Regions from separate parts of the Homo sapiens genome. Here region 2 is linked to region 1. Evidence: chromatin loops called from intact Hi-C (ENCODE). Cell type or tissue: IMR-90. All regions are shown on one strand.

Region 1 (8,000 bases):
CTTTCTTAAGCATATGAAATCTGCCCTTGAAAACCATAAAGAGAAAAATCTAGAACTCATCCTGGGATGAGAGTGACATGCACTTCATGGAGTCAAAAAACCTTCTAGGAAGTTTAGAGAAATCTAGTGTTTCACAATTCCAGGTGTCTTATTAACTTACCATAATTCCCTTCGGCAAATCACTTGGCAGTCAGGGTCACTGGCTCTTGAAGCTTGCAGACCAACACTGCCTGAGAAAAAGGGGTGGGAAGAAGACAACATTAAGCAACTCATCCTTGCTATTAGCCCTGCTCTGGTCCCTTGTCTATTGGCCAGTAAGAAAACAATTTCCCTATTCTTCATCCTTTTTGGATACCTATGATAGAATTGAGTCTATACTTTCATTTCCTGTAAGGCTTGAGATGAGCCTGGCTTATATCTGTCCTTTCAGAAACTGGAGTCCTCTTTCTGAACTCCAGGTAGACACTGAGATCCCATTCTCAGCTTTCACTGTTTCTGAAAACTGCTGCTTATGTGCCTTTTTCTTTACCTGAGGAATGCCTAAAGAAGTTTTAGCACAGATCCTGGCACATAGTAGGTATTCAATATTGATTGAAAATTGGTATACAACAAGAAAATATAACAAGGTCTTGGCCTCCAATGCAACTTAGAGTCTAGAAGAGAAAGATAAAAATATAAATACTAAGTGTTACAGATGCTATAATGAAAGAAATAGACTGCAAACCTGTCATTAATAATTTTTTTCTATGAGAGGGATCAAAAAGACTTCTTGGGGGAGTTGAGAAGAATGAGTAAGATTAAATGAAAAGAATAGGTTTTGCCAAGAATAGTGGGAAGACAGGCAGATATTTTCCAAAGACAGTGAGTAAAGTCATTTGTATAAGGAGAATGTACACATTGAAGCATGGTAAAAGATAAGCCTGGAAATCTGAGTAGACCATGAATAGGTCAGAAATTTACTTTTTTAGGCATTAAAAGTATCTGGAGTGTTTTGAGCAGGTAAGTGATCTAATTAGAGTACTATCTTAGAGTTGTTCCCAGGGTGGCAGTTAACAGGACATTTTTTCAATGAAAAAAAATTGAAAGGAGGAAATTAGTTAGGAAACAATTTATTTACCCCAGCAATAAGTGATTAAAGTATGATATAAGTTAATAGCCATAGAATTTAAAAAAAGGAACTAAATTTTGGCAAATTATGTGGGATTAACTTTCACTTCTTACAATACCATAAAATTTCAGTAAAAGAATTTTAAAAATGCATAAAATTACATAAGAAAAACAAGAAGTGGGAACAAAAAAAACTGAGATGCAAAAAAAAACAGGAAGATATCCAGCAGAAAATTAAGGCCAGAGGAAGAAGAAAGATAGTGTCTGCAAGGTGCAAGAGTGGAGAGTCAAGACACTAGTCACTTCATGCCCTGGAATCCAGGGAGGCCTACAAGTTAGAGGCATCATGTTCCTCTGACGGCTGAGGTGTAGTTAGGCAGACAACGTGAAGATTGGTTGCAACTCTCCAAAAGCATTTAGACCTTTGCATATCCTAAAATTCTCTATGAGAAGAGATCAGGTCTAAAATTTTCCCCACTTAACAGAAGAACGAGGTTCAGGTTTTACTCTCTGGAGACTCTTTGAACCCAGAGACACCAAACACAGTCAAGACTCTGCATGAAGGTCTACACATTGAACAGTGAGACCCATATTATACTCTTCCACTTTTCCATCACATAAGCAACCAGCTTCCCTCACAGGAAGAAGGCTGGAGGGTTCATCTCTTTGGAACCACTGGCTTAAGGAAAAACTCTTGACATTTGGGGAAAGAGTATCCTTGAGAAAACAACTGTGTTTCTATCTAATTATCCTACAGAAAAGCACACTGCTCAACAAGCCCTGAAATTAACACAAAGCTTCTAATATATTTATAGGGTTTTACTCTTAAATGGCAAATAACAGCCAAGGATGAGGAAAGTCATATCACTAACTCAAACACAGAAGCCCAACAAAGAGAACGAGCAACGCAGAAGACCTGAGGCAAGGCAGGAACTAGGAGAAAGAATGCAAAGAAACTCTATAATCAATCGCCTTAAAGAGATACAAGTCGCCTTAAAGAGATAAAAATTTACGGATAATATATCCATAAATTAGAATATTTAGACTATTATTTTAAAATGACGGAGGAGCATTCAAACAATAAAAGCTCCTAGAAAATAAAATATGATTAAAATAAAGATGACAGACTCTTCCAGAAAGCATAGCAAAAATACAAAATGAAAAATAGGTAAGACTAGATAAAATTTTAGAGGTTTGTTACTAAAGTTCAAACAGTCAAATAAGAGCCTCAGAAAAAGACAAAGAAGAAAATGAAAGGAAATAAACTATACAGAAAGAAACAAAAAAACATCTAGGATCGAAATGTCTGGATTTACACATGGAAAGGGCGGATTAGTATCTACCACAATGAATGAAAAGATAATTCATAGCAAAGCACAGTACTGTAAAATTTCAGGGAATTGAGATACAGAGAAAAACAGGCAATTGGAAGCAGAAAGAAAATTGAATTTCATGCCTTCAACATTTTGTGAATAATAATTTTCAACATAGAATTCTGAACCCAGACAAACTACCAATCAAATGAGAAGGTAGAAACAAACATTTTTAATTTTTCACATACACAAGTTCTAAACAAAATTACCTCTCATATACTTCTGCTCAAGAAATTACAAGAAGATAATCCTTATTAAGAATCAAAGAATAGGCCAGGCATGATGGCTCATGCCTGTAATCCCAGCACTTTGGGAGGCCGAGGCGGGTGGATCACGAGGTCAGGAGTTCGTGACCCGCCTGACCAACATGGTGAAACCCCATCTCTACTAAAAACACAAAAATTACCCAGGCGTGGTGGCATGTGCCTGTAATCCCAGCTACTCAGTAGGCTGAGGCAGGAGAATCACTTGAACCCAGGAGGCAGAGGTTGCTGTGAGCCAAGATTGTGCCACTGCACTCCAGCCTGGGCGACAGAGTGAGACTCTCTGTCTCAAAAAAAAGAAAGAAAGAAAAAAAGAAAGAAAGAAAAAGAAAGAAAGGTTTTGAACTCAGTAATCTCTACCTTTCTTCCATCTTGTTTGAGACAAATTTACGCTTGTGTTGGTATTAACCGTGGAACAACCAAGTGACTTATATGCAGGAGACTGCTGGAAATGTCGAACCCAAGTTGAGACAAGCAGTCAGTGCTGGAGAGGCTGACTGTAGAGGTATCTACAAGGAGATATGCACACAGCTGGAGAGAGTAAGATCTCCAAAGCACAACACATAGAGACAGAAATGGAAAGTTAGGACTAAACTTCAGGCAATGCCCACCTTAGGGGAAAACTAGAATAGTGAATGTGTGAGTTTAAAAATACCTGTATAACAGGACAGATAGCTATTCATACATTTGGCTTTGGAAGAGTATGAAGGGTTTGATTGTCTTATGAATTCAAAAATCACCTTTGAATTTAAACAATTAGGAAATTTTGATAGTAAAGCAAATTAAAATAAAATATTTGGAATTCTAAGGAGTTATACAAAAGATAAGCTTTTATCCCCCTTTCCCTAAAATAACTATAGTTATCATGTTACAGATGTTACCATTTAGGGCATCTATGTGAATAAAGATGGGATTTTTATTTTTCACCTTTAGAAAAGTGGCAGTGATTGAAATCTCGCCTGAAACCATGAATTTTTCATAATAGCCAGGTGGCTATTCAGCCAAGCACTCTAACTCTATAAGCCCCAGCTGCGATCCAAGCAAGGTTAAATGAAAATAATACTTGACAATATTTCACCAAGCCGTATCATTCATGCACATGCCACATCCTTTAATTTATTTTTCATGCATAATTATTCATCCATACAGAAAAAACAAATCAGTAAACACACGAAATACAAATCCAGTTTTCATTTACAAGTAGTAAAACCCCTTCTGAATTTTGTTGTTCTTCGCTTTTGCATACTAACCACTATTTTATAGTAATAAATTCTGTATTCCAAATGGTTAAAAGCATTATAATTTACAGGATAAATCCTGTATTCTATATGGTTGAAAGTTGAAAACATACAGGTTATTATATAACTTGTATATTTTCTATTTTTAATGGCAACAAGAGGACATACAATTTTACACAAACACCTGTAAGTGTATGTATACATGCACACACTTTTTAAAGCATTTCTCAACTTTAGGCCATATGATGCATTCCTAATTTTGTATTATCATTTATATCAAACTTATTAACAACTTAGTAAAAATAGTTGCATTTATTTTAATTTATATTTTTTCATTACTTTCTTGGGTAGTTATTATACCCAACATGGCATTAGTTGGCTTAAAGATGTGAAATTTACATGATTTCATCAAGTATTGTGTTTTCCCCATCCAAAATATTCTGTCAAATCACACTTTCAGCACTACTATTTTAATAACTTGGAATAGTGTTTCTCTCTTCAACTATTTCATCCATCATGGTGAGTAATCCAACCAACTTATTTCTTGAGACCAGTGGGTTAACCTTGAGGCAAGGTTAGTATTTTTACCTAAACATTAGAAATCTTTAAATATTTGTTTCTCATAAATATTTAATTCAGCACAATAATTACAATATTAATTAGACGTAGACTACGTAGATTTCAACAGGAGAAATGTAGTAATGTGAGTCACTAGGGGGCAGCAAAGATCAGAGAAAAGGCATGAATTCAAATGCTGATTCTTAATCCAAGTTAATAAAAACATTGAGCGTTCTAGAGATACCAAAGGGCCAGCGCTTTCCCTAAATGTTTCTCTGAATCTTATAGTCTTATCTATACATCATCTTGGAACAAAAACCTGCACTATTCTGCCACCTTTTAGAAAATTGACTGCCACTTCAATTTTTATCAGCAAACAATGAACATTTTAAGGCTTTCTCAAAAATGAAAACTGCGTAACTTCCTGACAATTACGGTAGTTCCAATTTTTTAAGAAAGTTATGAAATAGGTCATTTAGACTTTCTGTGGGATTTCTGCTTCTCCAAAAAGACCAGATGTTTCCTCATGATTTTTGTTTCCCCATCTTGAGCAGTACAAATGAAACAGATTTATAACTTTTTAAATACAGTGTTATTTTCTGAGTCTTTAGGAAACACACAAGTGTTTATAAAGGCAAAAATATTGCATCAATTATACTTTCAATGGCCATTACTACTAATAGAAATTACTTTAAAATATTTTAAAAACCGGTTAATAGGAAAACTCAATCATCTACCTTTTCCTTTTTGAATTCTCAACTTATTATATATACATGTTTACAAGTTTATTAAATGAACATCCATTATTTTAATATCAGAAGGGAGTCTAAACTTATTTTTAAAAGTTACTTATGAGCAATATATCCTACTTTTGCTGGGCCTTTTAAAATTCATAATAAAATGCATTGAAAGTCCTGATTCTGTTAGCATTCGTTCTGGTGGGTTTCCGGATCTAAGGAAACATCAAATTTTACAGGGGTTATTTGGAAATAAAACCCACAGAGCAACACAATACTAGAGTTGTGAACTAACAAAATAAAAGAGTTTGTTTATCATGTCACTGTTCTAATATTGACCTTGACCATGTGATGTTGACTTTATTTATTGCCTATTGAACATTCTTGCAAGATTATAGTTTGTTTCCTTGGAGCTTAGAAATTAAAGGAGAAACAAAGGGTACTTATTAAACAAGAAGATGTGCTTGAAGCTGAGAAGTAGCTGGTCCATTTGGGAATTGATAAAAACATAAAAATGTTAAAGTAAAGACCCCTCCATATCATTACAAGTTTCCCATTTATCTGTAGAAGGAAAAAGATATTGGTTTGAAGTTTTAAGAAGACATAAAATAAAACAGATAAAAAGAAGGTAAAATGCCTGAAAACCCCTCTTTATTATGACTACAAAGCTTTACATTTTAACCTAAATGCTAACGACTTAACCTATAACCAAATAGTTGAATGTTTCTACCAGTGTTCAAATACTTTGAAGTACCTCAAGGTCAATGTATTTAAAGCTAACTCATGGCCTTCTCATCTAAAGCTGCTCATCCTCTTATTTTCTCAGCAAAATGTGGGGATTCCACATCTCATCACTTCACCCAAGTGAAGTAACCAAAAAGCGTCCTTGACTGTATCCTCTCCTGCATGTCCTCAAATCAACTAATTTACCTTATATTTATTTTATAGATATTTCTCAGATCCTTTGTCACTTTACAGACCTATAGTAACTTAACTGAACTCTACCCTGAATCTCTCAAAAGCATTACCTATACTATCAGAACGCTTTCACAGATGCCATTATCTCACTCCATTGTCCAAATACCTGCAATAAGTCTCCATTCATCTATACAATAGAGTCCAAATGTCCTAATATGGCATAAAAATAGCCATTACTATTGCATTTAAAGCAAATTCTTGACAAATATTTGTTGACTCCAAAAGAATCCAATATTCAATATTTCTACATTTAGACAGGGTGTTGGCACAAAACCAGAATATTTTTGGGGTGATATCAAAATATTTAAAGTGAGAAAATTAAATACATGTGTATGTATATATGTAATAGATATTAAAAATACCTTAAACTGCCAGGCATGGTGGCCACGTCTGTAGTCCCAGAACTTTGGGAGGCCTAGACAAGGATCACTTGAGGTCAGGAGTTCGAAACCAGCCTAACCAACATGGTAAAATCCCGTCTCTACTAAAAATAGAAAAATTAGCCAGGCATGGTGGCTTGCACCTGTAGTCCCAGCTACTTGGGAGGCTGAGGCAAGAGGATTGCTTGAACCCAGGAGGTGGAGGTTGCAGTGAGCCAAGATTTAGCTTCTGCACTTCAGCCTGGGTGACAGAGGAAGACTCCACCTCAAAAAAATAAAAAATAAATGTAAATAAAAATACATTAAACTGACATATAAATCTGTTTTTTAATTTCATCATGGCTTTATGTATTTGTCATATATATGTATATATGTGTATGTCTTGTGTATATATCACATACATATATGTATATATGTGTGTCCTGTGTGTGTTCGTATATAAATATATATATTTGTATATATATATTTGTATATATATGTATATATATTTGTATATATATTTATATATATATATACACACACGTCAGTTTAATATATTCTTCAGCTTTAGAGGAAAATCTAGCAAAAACAAGCAAAGTAGGCAGTAGTTAGGACAGAGATTGATGAAACAAATATTGTTTACATTTTTGCCAGAAGCAATGTAGAGAACAATGAAAGTGTTTTGGAGATTTGTAGATTTAAACCCAACAGTATAGGCCAAAGACAGTATTTCAGTTTCTTAATTGCATTCCTTTTTTCTCACATTTCTCTTTCAAAAAACTGAAATCCTTGAGACTTTTGTAAACAAGGAACAGTCATGGCTGGGCATTTCCTCTGAAGAAAAGAGATAAAGCCAAACAAAGGCACTTTGATCTTCTGTTTGTGCTTGGTAAACTACCAGTCTTACGAAAGACCTTTCGTTTGTTCATTCGTCTCCCTCATGTGTCTGAATGCCCATAGAAAATGTTTACAGAGCAAAACAGCTCATTTCTTATTCCAGAAAAATCAAGCTGTTGCAACTGGTGGAGATTAATTAAAACGGCATGAGCGTGGCAAGCCAGGAAAGAGCAAAGCCAAATAAACGAATCTTTCATTACATCTTTAAAAATTATGAAGGAAAGAGATCATCTACTTATCTCTTGGTAGATCCTGAATATATATTCTGAATATATATTTTATATTTATATATGTATATATACATACCTTGCTTGGTTTTCAATTTGTATATGAGTAAATTCTTAATGATAGAGTGGCCTTCCTTTGGCCTAACCATAAAGCACTTTCCATTTCTGCTATTTGATTCATAAAACAAGAAAGAACAACCTTAGTTCTCTCTTTCCATTTGATAATTTGGTACCATATTTACCTATTATGCATCAAACAAATT
Region 2 (8,000 bases), 260 kb after region 1:
GGCTGGGCAACACAGAGAAGTGGTTCTCAGTAGTTCCCATCTTTAAGACCAGGCACCCCATACATAACTGAGCAAGTCCAACGAAGTCATTCTTCACACCCTCTCTGCATTTCTTCCTCACCCTTCAGATCCATCTCCATCTCTCCATCTACCCATCATCATCTTTTCCCTGGGAGACTACAGTCACCTCCTAATTGGTCTCCTTGCATCCATTCTGGCCCCTCCAATCTGTCTGCCATCCTGCAGAAAAGTGTGAGCTTTACACAATGCAAGTCTGAAATTTTAACACAGCCAGCTGCCTGTCTTTTTAATGTCTTCCTCTTTGCTTGGAAAAACAGGACCCAAATTTGAGAGGCAGAGGTGGGCAGATCACTTGAGGTCAGGAGTTCAAGACCAGCCTGGCCAACATGGTAAAACTCTGCCTCTACTAAAAATACAAAAATTCACTGGGCTTGGTGATGCATGCCTGTAATCCCAGCTACTTGGGAGGCTGAGACAGGAGAATCACCTGAACCCAGGAGGCGGAGGTTGCAGTGAGCCAAGATCACGCCACTGAACTCCAGCCTAGGTGACGGAGGGAGACTCCGTCTCAAAAAAAAAAAAAAAGAAAAAAAGAAAAAAAAATAGAACCCAAAGCATAACAAGTGCTCAGGTCCATGGTCTTCCAACCTCATCTTGCTCCACTTAACTTTGATTGCTTCAGTCACACTAACCTCCTTTCAGTCCCTGGGAAATATTTTGCTTTTTCTTACAACAGGACTGTGCACATAAAATTCCTTCTACCTGGAATCTCTACTTGCTGCCCTAGTCCCCTGGCCAATTCACTGATACTTGTAGTTAGAAGCTCCACTTCCCACCCTCCAAACCAGCATCATTAAGATTCCTGTAACACACTCTCAAACAACCATGGTGGTTTGCTTTATTATTAACACCCCTCTCACATAATAACATTCTTTTCTGTGATTACTTCCTGTCTCCCATATTATATGATTGTTTGCATAAAGGTACATGTTGAAGCTTAGTGGGTGCCCACATTTATTTACGGAATGGGTGAATTCATAAGGCTCTGCAGGGGTTTGTGAGAACCTGATTACTTGGAAGGGGTAGCAAAAAAGGGTACAGGCGGCTAGAGCAGATGGTTAGGTCCCTAGCAATCTTGAGAGTCTGTCCATTTTGTGTAATTGATTCAGGCCTTATTCATCACTGTTATTCTTTTTTCTTATTCAGGGTCTACAAAACTACCTATTAATGATACTTGCATTTTGCATCATCTTGACTGGAGCCTTATGCACTGCTTTTTCTAAAATCTAACAATGACAAAACCAGCAGGTGGCAGCAGTAGTTAAGAGAACGCGTCTATCGGACAGCGGAGAGATCATGCTGAGAAAAGAGTGCATTTTCATATAGCAAATGGATCTCAGCCACTGTTGGAGTGGGTAAATGATTTTTTTCCCCAAAAATGTGAGAATGAAGGAAGATTGAGTTTCATTCAAGTATAAAAATGAAAATTTCTTCTGATGAACTGTTTATGAAGGTAGTACTTTACTGGGTGACTAAAATGTCTACATTATTATAGCATTACATACGAGGATGCTCTTTTTACCACAGTATGTACCTAGTGTTGCATAATCTAGAACACAGTATAGAGTCCATATACAAAGAAGTTACAGTCCATATTTCTCACCTATTACCCCAGTGAAGTGAGGCAGAAATACCTTGGGCGAGGAGGGAGAGCCTTACCTTCTAATGGAATTAGATTCCAAAGATATTTGGATCCTTTGTTTCATAAAGTAAATGCATAGTTGGTAACTAAATGTTAAAAAGGCCATTTTATTATTGTTAGCCAAAACTTCTGTTTATTTCAAGTTAATATCGCCCAACTCTACATCATCTACCCATTTTAGCTCATAATGCTTTTGATTATCGCCAGATAAAGTCCATTCTCAGAGAACAAAAATTTTTCATCATTGAGAAAATGTGCATAACATAATACATACATACACAAGTATATTCACGTACATAAATACACACAGATATGTTGCTAAAGTGAGATTGTAGGTTATCAGTAACAATTTAAAGGAAACAACCACTCTTTTGAATGTACAACTTTTTTTTCTGAAATACACTTTTCTAAAACCCTCTTAACTGGAGGTTTCCTGTTTTCTTCTTGTTTTAACTGGTGGTTTCCAGTAGGCAAAATAAAATGACAGGCATGCTAGTTTTTTTTTTTTTTTTTTTTTTTTAAGAAAACTGAAATTAAGCCAGGCAGGGTGGCGCACTACTATAATCCCAGCTGCTGGGGCGGCTGAAGTAGGAGGGTCACTTAGCCCAAGAGTGCAAATCTGCCAGCCTAGGCAACATAGCAAGGTCCCATCTCTAAAAAAGAAATTTAATTTAAATTTGTAAGAAAAAAGAAAACTGAAACAGAACTGCCAGTACAATGTTTGTTGCAATTGTTTCCAAAACTTTGAGATAACGAAACCCCTATTCAAATGTAAATTTTACCCATTCCCACCTGATAGTACTGTTTATTACTTTGCTATGCAGGAGAAACAAAACAGCTTTTTATTTGTGTGTATACTCTGAAGTCAATGTGCATGGGTTAAATCCCACCTCTGCTTCATTTTATTTGTGTGGCTTTGGACAAGTTCCTAAGCCCTCTGTGTCAGGCCCCTCATTAACAAAATGGAGTTTATGATGGCATCTACCTCACATGGTTATTGTGTGGTTGAAATTAGTTCAAATCTGTAAAGTATGTTGATGAGTATCTGGTACTTGGCAAACACTATATAATTGTTAGCTTTATTATTATGTGTTGTTTGAAGGGGAAAAAAGTTTTTGTAGATTGGAGAACACCATGTAAGAGCTACTAAGCTCACCACCTTCCCATCCAAACAATTATTACTCCTCTAAATGAATACTACTTAAAAGTGATGGAGCTTCTGTTTGTTTATTGAATTGCTAATACAAATAAATATTTGACTATAACTTCTTATACTCATTTTAATTTTAACCTGAAATGTCATTAAATTATGCTGATAAACTTTGAATAAATTGTGATACAAAAGCTATTTTTCTCATTTAAATATATTTTAGAATTTTATATTGGATAACTTTTAATTATTCTTTAGTTGGGATTTCCAATTTATATGCAAAATTTTAAATGTGAAGTAAAGCAGTTTCAGAAGAAAAATGAAAAATCAGTCTTATTACCTCTATATAATTTATATATATCCCTATATATACTTTGTATATATATATACACACATTTATATATGTATATATATACACATTTATATATGTGTGTATATATATACACATTTATATATATGTGTGTGTATATATATATACACATTTATATATATGTGTGTGTGTGTGTGTGTGTGTGTGTGTGTGTGTGTGTGTGTATATATACACACACACACAGACCTCTATATAGTATATAGTTTCTGGTACCAAACAAGCTTTTTCAAAATGGTTACCAAAAAGCAACTTATTATTTAGAGGCTAGTCTAAATGGGCAGTTGCCAAATCTGCATTTTGTTTGCTCACCTTAGGAAGTGAATGCCTAACTCTCTTGAGACTTTTAGGTTTTATTTCTCCTAATCTAGTATGGCTAAATTCTAGTGTTTATTTTACATTTTTCTGGCCTGGCTTTCTGTCAAATGGCAACCCCATCTGTACTAAAGAGATCCTGCCATCTTGTGTACAGAGACAGAACTACATTCAGTAGAAGTAGCAGCCAATAAGGCTTGTATCAGATTATGGAAATTTTCTACCATAGGAACAGAAAATCCTAATAAATTTTAAAGGATTAATAGCACAGCATCTCCCCGAACTACAAAATCTTCTTTTATTCCTGACATACTGATTTATTTATATTCAGAGTTACTAACTACTAGACTTATAAGTCTCAATATTGATAGAGCTAAAAAACACATTGCGTAAAGGCAAGTTGTGGAACCATGTGCATAGCATAACATTTAGGTAAATTTTTAGTAACCAAAGTAATAAATACTTTCTATAAATACGTATTTATGTAAAAAAAAAAGGAATTTAGCTACTAATAGTCTACTGTTGACCAGAAACCTTACCTGTAACATAAACAGTTAACACATATTTTGTATGTTATATATATTATATACTATATTTTTACAGTAATCTAGAGAAAAGAAAATATTGTTAAGAAAATTATAGGGAAGAGAAAATACATTTACAGTATTATACTATATTTACCGATACCATAAGTTTGCATCATCTGATTGCAAGAAGAATCTTCTGAAATGTTGGGCAACTGCATCTGCAGACCTCAATCTGTGGTACATATCAAGCAATTCAGCTTTTTCTAATAATGTCATGACTTTTCTCTGCTTCTTGGGAGCACTTCCAGCATCACTAGTCGAGGTCCATATGGGTCCCATGGTGTTATCCAAGGTTTACAAGGTTTAATTTTATTGCAATAAAAAATGATGAAAAATATACAGGAACTGCAAGAGATCATAACCACCAGAGGCAATTGACTGGAGAGACAGTTGACTCACCTGGAGATGATTAGCACCACATGGTGCTTTAAGTGGATAGTCGCAACGCTAGAGCTCACCACAATAGCAACGGAGATTTTATAATAGATTTATGTATATTTTACGGTAGTAAATGATAAAATAGACTAGTGTATATATCTATAGTATTATATATATTATATATAGTATTATATATTATATATAGTATTATATATATTATATATAGTATTATATATTATATATAGTATTATATATATTATATATAGTATTATATATTATATATAGTATTATATATATTATATATAGTATTATATATTATATATAGTATTATATATATTATATATAGTATTATATATTATATATAGTATTATATATATTATATATAGTATTATATATTATATATAGTATTATATATAATATATAGTATTATATATAGTATTATATATAGTATTATATATATTATATATAGTATTATGTATATATTATGTAGTATTATATATATTATATATATATATTATTCATCACATACACAAAAAGAAGTGTTCACCTCACTTGGCAAGAGGGACTTGCATGTGTCAATAAGGACCTTAAGACTGGAAGACCCTGGATTATCCAGGTGGTCACAGTGTAATCTCAAGGGTCCTTGAAAGTGGAAGAGAAGAATCAGAGTTGAGAAGGAGATAAGGTGATGGAAATGGAGGTCAGAGTGATGTCCTATGAGAAGGACTAAACCCATGCATTGTTGACTTTCAAGATGAGGGAAGGGAACACAGGCCAAGAAATGTGGGCAGCTTCTAGAAGCTGGAAAAGAGAAGGAAACAGATTCACCCCTACAGCCTCCAGAAAGGCACAGCCTTGCCAGTCCCTTGGTGTTAGCCCATGTCAGGCTCCTAACCTACAGAACTATAAGAAACAACATTTGTATTGTTTTAAGCCACTAAATTTGTGATAATTTGTTACATTAGCAATGGAAATACAGAGTTACATGACTTTTTTAATAATAATTTTCAATGTAAATGTAATATTTTTACATCTTATAGAAACTTAGAAAGTTTCAAACTCCACATATCACTTATTTATCTCATTGCTACCCCTCTTTTTCCTCTTCTTTGGGTACATTAGAAGGAATACAACTTTTGTTCTGGATTTATACAAAGAAACAAACTGGTGTTTTCTCATATCATTCCCACTCTTAGAGTCTTAGAAGGTTTCAAATTTGCAAACAGAGATGCATTGGATATGGTAATGAGATTACTGATCTGAGAGCCAAAAAACTTCGATGATCCTCCTGGCCTTGCCTCTGGTAGGTAACATTACTTTGTGAGGTATTTTAACTTCCTCATATTTGTAAAATGGTTGTTTTCAACTAAAGGAATTCTAAATTTATGCAAACATAAAACTTTGTCACTATGGAGACATTCTAGTGGTATAATTTAATAGTATCCCAAGTTGCTTCAAGGTTCACCTTACATATTTGTATCCCACTCCTGAAGTACATAATGGGACGGGACCCACCAAACATTGAATAGAGTCACCCCTTTGCAAACTGATAAGGTGGCCTGGCACTCTCTTTTTTGAAATCCTAAGTGTGGGCACTTACAACGCTTTAAATTGAGGCCCCCAATACTGATAAAATAGGAAAAGTCTCATTTTAACATGTGACTCTCAAAATAGGTCCACATTTTTTGTGCGGGTTCCCTACTCACATATGGACTAGTAAAATCCACATCCATTTACCTTAATTCAACAGTATCATCTGTGTTATAAAGATGTTCAAGTTAAGCATTTCACATGTGTAAATGCATTTGATATTCATTTTAAAATCCATATTATTTTGTAGGTAAGGGAACTGAGCCTCAGTAAATTGTAGTGCCTTATTTTTAGCCATGCTGCAAGTATGTGACAAAATCAGAACTTTGAGTCAGGATTTTCTACTCTAATCATTTAATATTCATGAAATGTCAACCATGTGTGAGGCATGGAGGATAGAGAAAGAACTACAGAGACAGGGCTCTACGCTACCCCTCAAAAGGAGCCTACATTCAGCTTATGGTGTCATTTCCTTGATTAAGCTTCTCCTCCTCTTGTCTGTCTCCTACAATACTAGCCCATTTCTCCACTTCACACTCTCATTATTTTAGACACTTTTGTCTCTCCTCAGAGCTACGGGCTTCTTGATCTCACAGTACATTTCTGATTTACCTTTGTAGTTTCCCTTCACTGATTTAGGTAGCCAATACAACATTTTTGCAAAATAAGTACAATGAATATTTACTGAATGAATGCAAGTAAGCTAAATCCTAAAGGCCTCATTTGGTGCTAAAATTATCTTGTGTCTCCTATTTAGGTTTCACACTGAAAGAAGCAGTTTGAGAAACTGCTTAATTAAAAGACATTCAAATTCAAGACAATTTACACTTTCACTCTGTAATCATTTTCATAATAGCTCACATCCAATTAATACAGTGGATAAAACTTAAAAAGTTTAATGGGAAACCCTTTTAAATACTCTTTAGTTGTCAGAAAGAACAAAGGTAAAACTTGTAATTCCTGTCACATCTTCCTCGGTTCAAAGAGTATTTTACAGTTAGAATAAAAAAAGGAGCCAAATAAAATTACTTAGGTTTTTCTTTTTTTCTTGTTTTTTTTCTTTGAGGCTCAAGGAGTACATTCACAAAAATAAATTATATTGGCTCCCATATGAAATTATCAGGGATGACATTAAAACTAAGCAGCCAAGGAAAACATGTTGGTGCAGGCTTTAGTTTTTCTCTAAATAGAAAAATTAATATTCTAAGTAATTTTGAAATTTAAAATATTAAATTTATTAAAGCTGTAATGAATTATACATTGCTCCCTTAAGGAAAAAAAAAAATATCAGTACCTGTAAGATGTATCTGACATTCACAAACAGTAACCACCCAAAAACACCAGGTTTGGTTGCTGGATTAAGATTCTAAAATCTGATATTCTGATTTTAGAATCTTAATCTTAATAATGTATGTCTCTGTGTTCCTAAAATTTTTATTTTAAAGTGCATGACACAATACATCATGAAATAATTCATAGACTACTTTCTTAAAATTTAAGTAGTTTAAGAAATCCAGGAAAATATTCTTTCCTATTATTTTTGCATAAATTATAGCATAAATGAATATCCACATCCTACGTATATAATTAGTACCATGAAATACAACTTGCTATGTATAGTCCCTGCCACATGTTAGGAAAGTTTATGCGAATTGGGACCTCTCCACAGAAGAGTCATTCAACTTTAATAACTAGGGGAAATGTTGGAGTTAGGTAGTTGGTTAAAATGGAATCTTCACACAAAATGAGGTATCTGGTTGTCTTACCTTTAGTTATTACTGTATATTAATCTTCATTTAATTCATCTGTAAATACATTTTCAAATTTGACCACCAGAGGGAAGTATAGGGTTAATTATGATAGTCTGTGGTGGTCTATGTTATAAAATGT

Evidence for each region. Hi-C counts contacts between places; a loop is a spot of excess contacts. Peaks named below come from ENCODE experiments on the same cell type or tissue, not always from the same donor. Only the 100,000 strongest peaks of a DNase experiment are listed, where the experiment ranks them.
Region 2: a loop joins it to region 1, with 12 times the contacts of the local background. A loop is called at or near these places in 70 of 110 quality-filtered maps.

Annotation. Positions count from the first base shown.
Region 1 is chr4:157,987,546-157,995,545 of GRCh38, forward strand. LOC105377509 (a long non-coding RNA gene) reads right to left here. Exons shown (of 6, transcript XR_007058347.1): 2 at 161-230. Among named protein-coding and RNA genes, the nearest start is that of GASK1B-AS1, 180 kb to the right of the region's middle. RefSeq lists an enhancer at 7,384-7,528 and a cis regulatory region at 7,448-7,465. In IMR-90, a CTCF peak has its summit at 4,698 (motif pointing right); a DNase peak (open chromatin) is centred at 4,706; H3K4me3 peaks cover 210 bases; H3K27ac peaks cover 317 bases.
Region 2 is chr4:158,252,217-158,260,216 of GRCh38, forward strand. TMEM144 (transmembrane protein 144) reads left to right here. Exons shown (of 13, transcript NM_018342.5): 13 at 1,228-3,200. The coding sequence ends at 1,311. Among named protein-coding and RNA genes, the nearest start is that of TMEM144, 46 kb to the left of the region's middle. In IMR-90, CTCF peaks have their summits at 1,334 (motif pointing right), 3,699 (motif pointing left) and 7,960 (motif pointing right); DNase peaks (open chromatin) are centred at 1,335 and 3,685.